3 separate regions of the Homo sapiens genome follow, and all the other regions are linked to region 1. A link is a contact called in ENCODE Hi-C or POLR2A ChIA-PET data. All regions are on one chromosome and are shown on one strand. Each heading gives the region's core, a stretch centred on a gene start or an enhancer-like site at or near the end of the contact. The rest is flanking DNA. Distances are from core to core; before and after follow the strand shown. Region 1 holds the start of ZUP1 (zinc finger containing ubiquitin peptidase 1). Region 2 holds the start of MCM9 (minichromosome maintenance 9 homologous recombination repair factor). Region 3 has its middle 67 kb from the start of CEP85L.

Region 1 (4,102 bases), core at 584-3,083:
ACTTCCATTCCACACTGTAGGGTGTTGTCTTTCTTGTTATCTGAAGTTCCATATTGTACTGTATTTATCCTCTCAAAGTTTCTTTCAAGTGTATTCTGCTCAAAATGAGCTGTTTCGATATGAAAACACATTTCATCATAATTCACACCTGACAACTTGCAAAATGGACATATAATTTCACTTTCCATGTGAACAATTAGGTGAGCTTTCATGTCTGGTTCTGAGGTTACTGTTTCACCACAAATATTACAGGAAAGCATGGTATTGACAAGTAGCTAGAAAAGAACATAACATTAGGTTTCAAAGATTTGAAGAAAAAATGTGTTTCATAAAATGATTTGAGACAATTACTTGGTCTTTAACGCTGGATTATTTTGATGAAGAAGTTTTCAATGTACTTACTGTTCCTCAAATACAAAAACTTATTTATAAATATCAACCAAAATTTCATTTATTTTTTTTTAAAAAAAGGCAATAATAATGAATACAAGTAATTTTAAAAATAAAATATTTCAAAAAATGTCTCTGGCCCAAGGTGGAGAAAAAATAACGTTTAAAAAATTGTCCAGGTAAGATAAATCAGGTAAGAAAAAAATGAAGAGAAGAAACCTATTTATCAACTGATATATCTAAATACTGAATACTGAAGCTGATTATATTGAGGAGGTAAATAAACACATCTTACAAGTAGAGTTTAACACTGTAAACTTAGAGTCTTACATGTATCAAGTGCTATTTAAGTGCTATTATTGTAATTTAAGTACTATTATTATCGCTCTACACATAAAGAAATTCTGGCTCAGACAGGTCACCACAAGCAGAAAAAGGTGGAAGCCAAAATGCCAACCCCGTCGTGCTCCACAGCCTGTACTCTCAGCCCCAAGAATAAAAGCAGAAGTGGTATAGTAGAAAAAAGCACTTATTCCAGAGTCAAGAGAACTGGGTAATAATTTCAGATTCATCATTTTGGGTAAGGAATCTCATCTCTCTGAGGTTCAGTCAAAGACTACTGTAAAATCCAAAGGTAGTTATTTTTGGATTTTATGGACAAATAAAGTACTGACTACTGACATAAAAGTGTTAAAAAAATAATTTTAAAAAAAGCAATCACTTCGCCACCACCTTCCTACTACAGGTCATCGTTCAGCTAAAGACTATTTAAAATCAAACAGGAAAAGTAATGACACTATCACTTCATTTAAATAAATTTACCTTTAAAATACCTCCCTACATTGTCCTTATTTTTTTCATTTCTCTCCAGACAAATGGATACAGTCTCTGATTTTAGAAGGCAGTTCTCCCGAGCCCCCAGTGGGATTAATGTCACACCCGGAGTTTCTTCTCTTCCGGTGGCTGGGACACGGTCAGACACAGAATGATGAACTTGGACATGGACTCAGATTAAGCGGGTAAGAGACAAGAGAGTACCCAGGTGCCTCAGAGGAAGCGAGTGAGAGGCATGAAGGACCCAGTGCCAAGCTAGGTACGTGGTGGGTGAGGTCAGAAGACCGCAAGGCCGAGTCTCCCAAACGTTCCGCGCCAAAGGCACAAGCCAGGCACACGAAACTAGCAGGCACTAACTGGGTCAAAGCTTTGGGCCTGGGGAATAAGGGAGGGGACCATCAATTCTTACCGGCCCAGAGGCCAGCAGCTGCCACACTGAGCTCCGCTAGGCTTCCCCTTTGGGCCTCGCTGGCAGACGAGTGCGTGCGCGGCGTCCAGTACCTCTCCTGGCCTGATGACTGAGGCCAGGCCTTCCCAATACGCAGAGTTTCACAGTTAACCGAGGAAAGAATTAGGAACTTCCAACACCTTGGCCCTCAGTACCTCATTCAAAAGCACTTCCTTACTCCCACGGAAAAGAAGTAATCCCAGAATGCGCCGCTCCACGCCGGTCTCTATGCAGTGCATTCTGGGAGATGTAGTCTTTTTTTTTTTTTTTTTTTTTTGAGACGGAGTCTCGCTCTGCTGCCCAGGCTGGAGGGCAGTGCGCGATCTCGGCTCACTGCAAGCTCCGCCTCCCGGGTTCACGCCATTCTCCTGCCTCAGCCTCCCGAGTAGCTGGGACTACAGGCGCCCGCCACCATGCCTGGCTAATTTTTTGTATTTTTAGTAGAGACGGGGTTTCACCGTGTTAGCCAGGATGGTCTCGATCTCCTGAGAGATGTAGTCATTTTTGCATTCCTCCCATTTCCGAGTTTTTCCTTCTCCCATCGAGTTTCCTGCCACTCAATTGCTAGGAGAGAAAACCGGGCTCTGAGGTCATTCATACTTAATCTGAATGAGTTCACAGGGCAGGTCCTGGGGCAAATAGCAGTCTACACTAGGGCCTGCTGAGTAGCACTCTATTTTAGTATCAATAAAGGGTTTATAATGCTGCTAGGTATCAAGCTCCCAGCTATGCACCGAAGGTAAAGGATACCAGGTTCTTTCCTCAAGGTTACAAGATAACAAATATCTTGGTTTGTATGTATGTATGTATGTATATATATATATTTTTTGAGACGGAGTCTTGCTCTGTCGCCCAGGCTGGAGTGCAGTGGTGCCATCTCTGCTCACTGCAAGCTCCGCCTCCCGGGTTCACGCCATTCTCCTGCCTCAGCCTCCCAAGTAGCTGGGACTACAGGCGCCCGCCACCACGTCTGACTAATTTTTTGTATTTTTAGTAGAGATGGGGTTTCACCGTGTTATCCCGGATGGTCTCGATCTCCTGACCTCGTGATCCGCCCCCCTCGGCCTCCCAAAGTGCTGGGATTACAAGCGTGAGCCACCGTGCCCGGCCGTATGTATGTATTTTTAGAGAGGAGGACTCTTTCTGTCACCCAGGCCAGAGCACAGTGGCTAAAATAGCTCACCGCAGCCTCGAACTCCTGGCCTCAAATGATCCTCCCATCTCGGCCTCCCAAAGTGTGAGCCACCATGTTAGCCCAAAATCACAAATATCTTGTCATTCAGGCTTTATTTCATTCAACAAATATTTAAAGAGTGTCTATTAGAAAGGCGTTTTGCTTGCAACAGGAGCTGCAGCAGTAATCAAAATACACAAAATTCAGGATTTTTGAGGCTTACATGCTGGTGAGGTAGAGGAAATAAAAAGTAAATTAACTGATCATGATAAGTGCTATGAAGAAAATAAAACTGGATTGGCCAGGCTCAGTGGCTCACATATGTAATCCCAGCACTTTGGGAGGCCGAGGCGGGCAGATCATTTGAGGTCAGGAGTTCAAGACCAGCCTGGCCAACATGGTGAAAGCCCGTCTCTACTAGAAATACAAAAATTAGCTGGGCGTGGTGGCAGGTGCCTGTAATCCCAGCTACTCGGGAGGCTGAGGCAGGAGAATTGCTTGAACCCGGGAGGCGTAGGTTGCAGCGAGCTGAGATCGTGCCACTACACTCCAGCCTGAGTGACAGAGCAATAGATTTTTGAGACTGAGTCTCAAAAAAAAAAAAAAAAAAAGAAAGAAAGAAAGAAAAGAAAACTGGATTATAGAGATACGAATGTTTAGAAAAGGTCTTGATGAAGGGTTGAGTGTGCTGATGAACAAACCTTACACCAACAGGGGAAATAGCATTTCAGACAGATAAAATAACAAGAACGAAGGCCTAAGGCTGGAGCAAAAAGAACACTTTTTGACCAGAGCATAATGTGGTAAGGAGAAAAATGATTACAAGATGAGGTTAGGGTTGTAGACAGGGGCCAAATCATGTAGGACCTGGTAGAAAACTAGTGAGGTATTTAAATAGGAGGGTGATGTTATCTGATGATAAATAGTATGTTTTTAAAAATTGGCTAGGCGCGGTGGCTCACGCCTGTAATCCCAACACTTTGGGAGGCAGAGGCGGGCAGATCGCATGAGCCCAGGAATTCCAGACCAGCCTGGGCAACATGGAGAAACCCGTCTCAACCAAAAAAATACAAAAATTAGCTGGGCGTGGTGATGTGGCCTGTAATTCTAGCTACTCGGGAGACTGAGGTGGGAGGATCACCTGAGCCCCAGGAGGTTGAGGCTGCAGTGAGCCATAATGGCACCATTGCACTCCAATCTGGGCGACAGAATGAGAACCTGTCTCAAAAAAAAAAATCGTTCTGGAAATTTGTGGA
Region 2 (4,102 bases), core at 601-3,100, 2.3 Mb after region 1:
CTAACACGGTGAAATCCCGTTCTCTACTAAAAAAAAATACAAAAAAAATTAGCTGGGCGTGGTGGCAGGTGCCTGAAGTCCCAGCTACTCAGGAGGCTGAGGCAGGAGAATGGCGTGAACCCGGGAGGCGGAGCTTGCAGTGAGCCGAGACCACGCCACTGCACTCCAGCCCGGGCACAGAGCGAGACTCCGCCTCAAAAAAAAAAAAAAAGAGAGAAACACTTATTTCGTTTGGAAAGAGATTGAGGACTGGAGAAGAGGTGTACTTAAATTTGACTTACTTCATTTGTCCAACATTTATTGTACTGGACTCTACAAATACGAATATTAAAGGAGACTGCTATAAAGTTCACAGTTTATCATCCTAAGTACGTGTTATACACGCTATTTGCTATATTTTGCTTTCTCTGAGAACCTACTATTCCGCAAGGTGTGAAACGTTTAAGAAGTACATATAGCAGTTAGGTCAAGAATCCTGACCACTATAGGAGGCCAGAGTGAGAGTAAGAATGAGTAAATGTATATCCAAAACAATGAGTGGAAATAAATTACGGCCTCCACGGTAATTTGTTTTTGGTTAAGCAATATAAATTCAGCCAAGTGTAAAGCAGAAAAAGCACTTGGGAAGGAATATCTCCACAATGTGGACTTTGCCCAAAAAAAAAAAAAAAAAAATCTGGACTCCCAACAGTGGCTACAAGAGAATCACTATGATTCTATTAAAGCATATTAAGTTTAGAGCCACAAATTTAGCAATTTGAAAAACAGCTCCACACAAGGCAGGAAAAGGGCAGCAGCAGAATTCAACGTTCAAATTAAGGTCAGATTAAATTTTGCCTAGTTAGGCTAGCATTTCTATGGTTATATGGACCATCGTTATTCATTCCCTTTCAACATCTATGCAAAACTGACTAATCAACTGTGTTATCAGCAGTTTGCTAAATCAATAAACGTACCTACTACCCACCCAGATAGACACTGGAGGGACTTTTTGTTTTGAGAAGGGTCATTTCACAACTTTCAAGTTCTCTTTCCTTTTCTTATTGAATATTTGGGGTCAAAATAAAATCATTTGCTTTACTTTGTCCTCTTGACCACAGCGAAGCGTCGAAAAGAAGACAGGAGAGTGCCTAACTGCACTGGCATCCCCCAGCTGTCTCCGGGAATCGCGGCAGCCCCGCCCCGCCCGCCTGCACCTGCCGGGAGCCCCGCCCCCTCCGCGCGGGCTGGCGGGACGCGCGCCCTCGGCCCCGCCCCACTCCCTCCGCCCCTCTCACTGCGGGGGCGCGCCATTTCGCGCCTCCGGGCCGCTCGGCTGCCCCAGGGGCGCCTGGCAAACGTGGAGTCGCTCGGTTTTGGAGGCATGCTTTCCAAACTTTCTAATTCACAGGGTCTTTGCACGCAGCCCCTGCCCCACAACACCTTGGCAGTCTCTGAGACTTCTGGGGCTCTTCTCCCGGGCAGCTCCCGTGCCTGTCCGGTCCCGGAGTTGAATAGTTTTTGAAGTAATGAGACGGGAACGAGACTTGGGACGAACTGGAGAAAAACATAACCGCGAAAGGAGGAGGCGGCTATCACTTACTGGCTGTGTCAGAAGTCGCCGGGAACGCGTTGCTCCCGAGGCCGAAGGGCCCAGAGAGCTCCAGCCAGGCAGCGGGTTCGTCTCCGGCGCAAGAAGGCTGGTGAGGCGGAGTGCGCGCGTGCACGTGGCCGCTCGAGGCGCCACCGGCCGCGGGGACGCGCGGGCTGTGTCGGGCGGCCTAGCGCCTGCGGCTCTGCCGGGCCTGCGCTCTCGACCGACGCCGGGCCGCGCACCGCCTCAACTTCCCTGCCCCGGCGGCTCTTCCGGATGGAGACGAGGCAGCGGGGCGGGGTGGAGCGGAGCGGGCGGATTGGGGCGGAGCCAGGAGGGTCCCGGGCGGGGAGAGGGGCGGGACCCGAGCAGTGACCTCAGGCTAAGTGGCCAGAGCAGGGTTGTGCGGCGGCTCAGATCGGATCTTAGGGTTTGTTTTTTGTCTGTCCAAGGAATTTGCCTAACCCAAGGCCACAGAGGATCTCTTCTGTGTTTTCTGACACAAGTTTTAGAATTTTAGGTTTTATATTGAGGTCTGTGATCCAATTAGAGCTAATTTTTGTCTGTGGTGCAAAGTATGGATCTTAGGTCATTTTTTTGTATGTGAATAGTGTCATTTGTTTAGAGAGCTTTCTTTTTCTCACTGAATAGCTTTTGCACCTATGTTTAAAATCAGTTGTCCCTAAAGCATCAGTTGTGGGTCTATTCTTAGACTTTCTATTCTGTTCCGACAATTTATTATATTTCTCTCTACAAAAATACCACATTGTCTTGATTCCTGTAGATTCGTAAGAGTCTTAAAATCAGATCGTGTTTGGCCTCCAATTTTTTGTTATTTTTCAAAAATGTTCTGGCTCATCTAGTCCCTTGGGTTTTCATATGAATGTTAAAATCAGCTTGTCACTTTAAAAAGTTGGGATTGTGATTGGTTACATTTCGTCTATAGATCCATGTAAGAATAATTTACATGTTAACAATATTTAGTAATGACCCTTAAAGTAAGCCTCTTCATTTATTTAGGTGTTATTTCACTCAGCAAATGTTTTGATCTTTTGTCAGGTCTAGTCTTATATAGTCCATTTTCACAGTGCTAATAAAGACATACCTGGGACTGAGTAATTTATAAAGGAAAGACGTTTAATTGACTTACAGTTCAGCATGGCTGGGGAGACTTCAGGAAACTTAAAATCATGGCAGAAGCGGGAGCAAACCTCCTTCTTCACAGGGCTGCAGGAAGGAGAAGTGAGGAGCAAGGAGGGAAAAGCCCCTTAGAAAACCATCAGATCTTGTGATACCTCACTCACTATCAGAGAACAGCATGGGAATAACCACCCCCATGATTCAGTTACCTCCCACCGGGTCCCTCCCACAACACCTGGGGATTATGGTAACTACAGTTCAAGATGAGGTTTGGGCAGGGACACAGCCAAACCATATCACCCTATGTCAGATTTATCCATAAATCTAAGGATGGGGGAAAAATATACTTCTTGATATTATGTAAATGACATTTTAAATTTTCAGTTGTTCTTTGATAGTGTCTTAGTCTGTGTTGCTAAAAAGGAATGCCTGAGACTGAATAATTTACAAATAAAAGAGGTTTATTTGGCTCACACTTCTGCAGGCTGCTTCTGGTGAGGGCTTCAGGCTGCTTCCACTCAGTGAAGGGGAGGCTGCCTGTGCAGATCACATGGCCAGAAGAGAAGCAAGAGAAAGGGGAGGTAGTGGTCAGGCTCTTTTTAACAATCAGCTCTGGAGGCAACTAACAGAATGAGAACTCATTATGCAATGGCAGCACTAAGTTTTCCTGAAGGATCTGCCCCTGTGACCCAGACACCCCCAACTAGGCCCCACACTTGGGATCAGATTTTAAGATGAGATTTGGAAGGGAGAAATACTCAAACTATGTCAGATAGTGTGTAAAAATATGATTGGGGGTTTTGTTGTTGTTGTTACAGGTTCTTGCTCTGTTGCTCAGGCTGGAGTGCAGTGGTGTGATCATGGCCCACTGCAACCTCTGTCTGCCAGGTTCAAGCAATCCTCCTACCTCAGCCCCCTAAGTAGCTGGGTGATATGGTTTGGCTGTGTGTCCCCACCCAAATCTCACCTTAAATTGTAATCCCCAGGAGTCTGGTGGGAGGTGATTGAATCATGGGGCGAACTTCCCCCTTGCTCTTCTCATGATAGTGAGTTCTCATGAGATCAGGTTTTTTGAAAGTGTCTGGCACTTCCCCCTCACTCATTCTCTCTCTCTGGCAGTTCCCCCTCACTCATTCTCCCTCTCTCTCCCGCTCTGCTATGGTAAGACGTGCTTGCTTCCCCTTTGCCATCTGCCATGAATATAAGTTTCCCGAGGCCTCCTAGTCATGCTTTCTATTAAGCCTGCAGAACTGTGAGTCAATTAAACCTCTTTTTGTCATAAATTGCCCAGTCTCAGGTAGTTTTTTATAGCAGTGTGAAAACAGACTAATACATTGGAATTATAGGTCTGTGCCACCACACCTGGCTAATATTTTGGTATTTTTTTGT
Region 3 (4,102 bases), core at 1,603-4,102, 2.1 Mb after region 1:
GCTTGAACCCGGGAGGCGGAGATTGCAGTGAGCCGAGATCGTGCCACTGCGCTCCAGCCTGGGCAACAGAGCTGACTTGAAGAAAAACAGAAAACAACAACAATAACAAAAAACAATAAATCAGCCGGGCGCAGTGGCTCGATCCTGTAATCCCATCACCCTGGGAGTCCGAGGCGGGTGGATCATGAGGTCAGGAGATCGAGACCATCCTGGCCAACATGGTGAAACCTCGTCTCTACTAAAAATACAAAAATTAGCTGGGTGTGATGGCATGCAGCTGTAATTCCAGCTACTTGGGAGGCAGAGGCAGGAGAATCGCTTGAACCCGGGAGGCAGAGATTGCAGTGAGCCGAGATCACGCCACTGCACTCCAGCCTGGTGACAGAATGAGACTGTCTATAAATAAATAAATAAATAAATAAATAAATCCCTTGAAGCCCACATCCAGGTGAAAGTGACGTTTCTTTCTTTATCTTCATGTGTCAGAGAAGTACCAGTCCAAATACCACTGCGTTCAGGAGATTTGAAAAGCAGTGCTAAAAAGGGACTCAAGCGGAGCCATCGCAGGTGCCCGGCCATCTGCCCAGCAAAGCCAGGCGTGCCGCCAAAGACCCTGCAGCCTTTCTGTGTAGACTAGGTCGGAGTTCCAGAAGTGTTTTTTGAACATGATCCCTTGGGTACTGTCGCCCACCACAAAGAAAAAGTGGTTAAAACAAAATGTTCAGAGGCCGGGCGCGGTGGCTCACGCCTGAAATCCCAGCACTTTGGGAGGCTGAGGCGGGTGGATCACGAGGTCAGGAGATTGAGACCTTCCTGGCTAACAGTGAAACCCCGTCTTTACTAAATAAAATACAAAAAATTAGCCAGGCGTGGTGGCAGGCGCCTGTAGTCCCAGCTACTCAGGAGGCTGAGGCAGGAGAATGGCGTGAACCCGGGAGGCGGAGCTTGCAGTGAGCCAAGATCGCGCCACTGCACTCCAGCCTGGGAGACAGAGCGAGACTCCGTCTCAAAAAAAAAAAAAAAAGTTCAGAAAACATAGTATACAGAGGTGGACTGACCATAAACTGAGGAGGTATAAGATTTATTCATATAGGTCCCATTCAAAGACTTACACCTAAGGTATATTCATGATTTGTGTTCTCAGAATCACATATTCCCGGACCGCTCTGAAACCCACTTTCCTCTTCTGTAGAACAGCACTGAATATACCTCGCCTGCACCTAGTGTTCCTTATCTTAAAAGGGCCACCAATCCCAGCACTTTGGGAGGCAGAGGTGGGAGGATCATTTGAGCCCAGGAATTTAAGACCAGCCTGGGCAACATGGCAAGACCTCATCTCATTTTTTTAAAAAAGGGAGAGGGCACCAAAATCAGCTTCGGGACCCCCAAATCTGGATCCCACACCTGACTTTGGGAGTTTGCTTATTAATCTCATTATGTCCTAAAGTAAAGACTTCTGCCTAATTTCATGTAACCTAATGTTTCCTCTTGAGTGGTAGTAGGATAGCACTCTCTCTTTCCTAGTGAGCAGTCTGTCACACAGGAGGAAGATGACAGGTGACAGAGGTCACAGTAGTCCTCATATCACCCAGCTTCTCCCAGCCCCCACATGTCCGCGTGCCTTTCCCCCAGCCCCTGCCTCTCTAGATATTCTCTTCTTAAGGACATTTCATCTGGCAGGTGAGCAGGTCTCAAAGTTCCCGTTTCAGTTCCCCAGACATCCTTTGGAAGTGAGTGTCCTTTCCAGAGCTTTTATGTCACCTCCTTGTCACTCTCAATTAGAATCTGCTGGGCATTGCCTGAGCTCCCAGAAAGAACTGGGTCCTTTAGGACATAAAGAGAAATGGAAAAGGAAACTAGGAAGAAGAGCAGAGGTGGGTAAGCGACATTGTATTTATGCCAAGGGAACACAAAATGGGTGTGAGTATAACACAGAACCAGGTGTTCATAAATTTTTGTATGGGAGTGAATTGGCATTTTTTTCTTAGCATTCAAGTTTTAGGAGAAGAAAGGAGACCCTAAGCTTCTTGTGAAGAAAGGACTGCCTTCTACCCGCCAGGCCTGTTTTGGATTCCTGAAAGAGAAGAAAGGTTGCAGGGTTGGACCTGGTTAGTACTTGGATGGGAGAGAGTAGAAAGGCTTGTTCTTGGGCTTCCCACCTCCCACCAAATGTATCCTACGTACCTCACCTCTACGGAGTGACCGTCCAAACCTTAGAGTAGGGACTTGGCGAGAGGTGGGGGCATAGAAGCCTGTGGCATAAATGGCAAGTACGGTCTCTCTGTGTGATCAGCATGGGTCAGTCTCCTCCAAACATATGCTTTGGAAGTCCCTGTTGTGGTGAAAAGAGCCCTGCATGGAGTTCAGAGGGCATCTTGAGTCACAGTCCTGTCACTTACTGATTCAAAACATGTGATGGCTGTGCCATGATATTTTCTATTCCACGTACTTTTATTTCTTTTTTTTCTTACTGATCCTGGCCATTTCCTGGACTCCTCTGAGACCCAGTTTCTCCCTGTTCATAACAGGATCGTGACACCTGTTCATTCCCTGTGCTCAATTGTTGTTGCAGCTGAGTTCGTGATGAGTTGAGAGTCTGGGTCAAGGACATGGGGTGTTCAGCAGGCATTAAACATGAACCTCCCAGGGGGGCTGAGCATTGTCAGTCCACCTCCCCGCCCATCGCTCAGACCAGGTCTTGTCACATTTGCTTCCTTCAGCTCTGATTTCACAGCTCAGGGTAGCTGGAGGTCACAAGGCCCCTAGGCACCCACAAGCCTCTGATGTCCAGCGTGGTTCATGTGTGCTTTTGCCACAAGTGCCTGCAGCGGCATGAGGCAGCTGGAGGTTTGGCTCAGTGGATGCAAGAAGGAACACGAAAGCAGGGTTGTTTTGGTTTGGGGTTTAGATTTTCTCCCCTTTGTTCTTTCACTCAAGAAAGCATTTGAGTCTGGGCCTATCTTCCTGGCTGATTTCTTGTCAGAGTCTACTATTTTTGTTCTTGTCTCACATGACTAATGTTCTTAATTTCATTTCACTTTAATTTTTTCCTTTTGAACTCTCATCTCTTCCTCTTCTGATCTGATCTCCTTGCTCCACATTCCCATCCTTTCCCCCTTTTCAGTCCCCTCAAGTCCTTTTGAAAGCTTCCACACAGATAAGCAGATTCATCTTTCTCAATACAGATTAGGGGCAGCTCCTCTGAGGGGGGGAACCCCTCCATGCAAACATCTGCAGTTGCCCTGTGGGCCCCTCTGGCTCAGACTGTCTTACTATAAAAATACATCTTATACCATAAGCCAATGCACACGGGTGTAGGTAGAATTGCAACAATATTTAGCCTCAAAACATGTGATGGCTGTGTCACAATATTTTCTATTCCATATACTTTTATTTCTTTTTTCTTTATTCTTTTCCTCCCTCTCTCCCTTCCTTCCCTCCTTCCTTCCTTTTTCCCTCCTTTTCTTCTTTCTTTTCCTCCTCTTCTTCCTTTCTTCTTCTTCCTCTCTCTCTCTCTTTCTCTCTCCCTCACCCACTAAACTCATCTCAGGACTCATTAGAGTCATTAGTGGATTGTGACTTGTACTTTGAAAACCACTAATTTAGGAGCACTGTCTACCTGCCCTGGGGAAAAGGCCCTTTGCTTTGTTTTCTGAAACACATATTATCTGTATATAATGAGAATCCACTCCCCACCAAACAGATGAAATTTAAATACTCCTGGGGTGAACTGAGAGGTAAGGACAAAATGACAACAGGTCTCCAAATTGTGGAGTCATCTTGGGGTTCAGGAAGTTGGGATGATTGCTCTGATGCTTTGAGCTTCCCTAGTTCCTCTTATTATGATGCCCCGGTATTTTCTAGCTACCTCTCTCTTCTCCCCGAATCCCTGCAAAGAAAGTTCTAAGGAAGGAACTTGTGGTAAGCAGAATAATGGCCCCCAAAGATGTCCATGCCATAGTCCCCAAAACCTGTGAATATGTTTGAGATGTTAATGGCAAGAAGAAATTAAGGCCGAAGATAGAATTAGCATTGCTAGTCAGCTGATCATGTAATGGCAAGAATATCCTGGTTTATCTAGTTAGGACCAATGTAATCACAA

What was found. A loop is a pair of places that touch in the nucleus more often than their neighbours do. ChIA-PET counts read pairs that join two places held with the same protein, here RNA polymerase II (POLR2A). Pooled maps may share reads with other maps.
Region 2: a loop to region 1 is called in a pooled map, with 8 times the contacts of the local background. The contact joins the promoter of MCM9 here to the promoter of ZUP1 in region 1. A Hi-C loop is called at or near these places in 5 of 50 pooled maps. POLR2A ChIA-PET finds 5 or more read pairs at or near these places in 2 of 52 experiments (T-cell and endothelial cell of umbilical vein).
Region 3: a map with no recorded cell type shows a loop between it and region 1 (7-fold over the local background). The contact joins the enhancer-like site here to the promoter of ZUP1 in region 1. A Hi-C loop is called at or near these places in 1 of 37 single-sample maps with no recorded cell type and 1 of 50 pooled maps.

The regions. Positions count from the first base shown.
Region 1 is chr6:116,666,933-116,671,034 of GRCh38, forward strand. It overlaps ZUP1 (zinc finger containing ubiquitin peptidase 1), which reads right to left and starts at 1,834. Exons shown (of 10, transcript NM_145062.3): 1 at 1,634-1,834; 2 at 1-275. The coding sequence starts at 260. RefSeq lists a silencer at 758-907 and an enhancer at 1,669-1,858.
Region 2 is chr6:118,933,309-118,937,410 of GRCh38, forward strand. It overlaps MCM9 (minichromosome maintenance 9 homologous recombination repair factor), which reads right to left and starts at 1,851. Exons shown (of 14, transcript NM_017696.3): 1 at 1,583-1,851. It overlaps LOC124901389 (a long non-coding RNA gene), which reads left to right and starts at 1,607. Exons shown (of 2, transcript XR_007059729.1): 1 at 1,607-1,682. RefSeq lists silencers at 1,100-1,349, 1,600-2,029.
Region 3 is chr6:118,716,744-118,720,845 of GRCh38, forward strand. No RefSeq gene overlaps it. Among named protein-coding and RNA genes, the nearest start is that of CEP85L, 67 kb to the left of the region's middle. RefSeq lists an enhancer at 3,251-3,300. Within about 2 kb of position 2,853, at least 5 of the 41 ENCODE cell types and tissues checked have a DNase peak (open chromatin) inside an H3K27ac peak, as active enhancers do.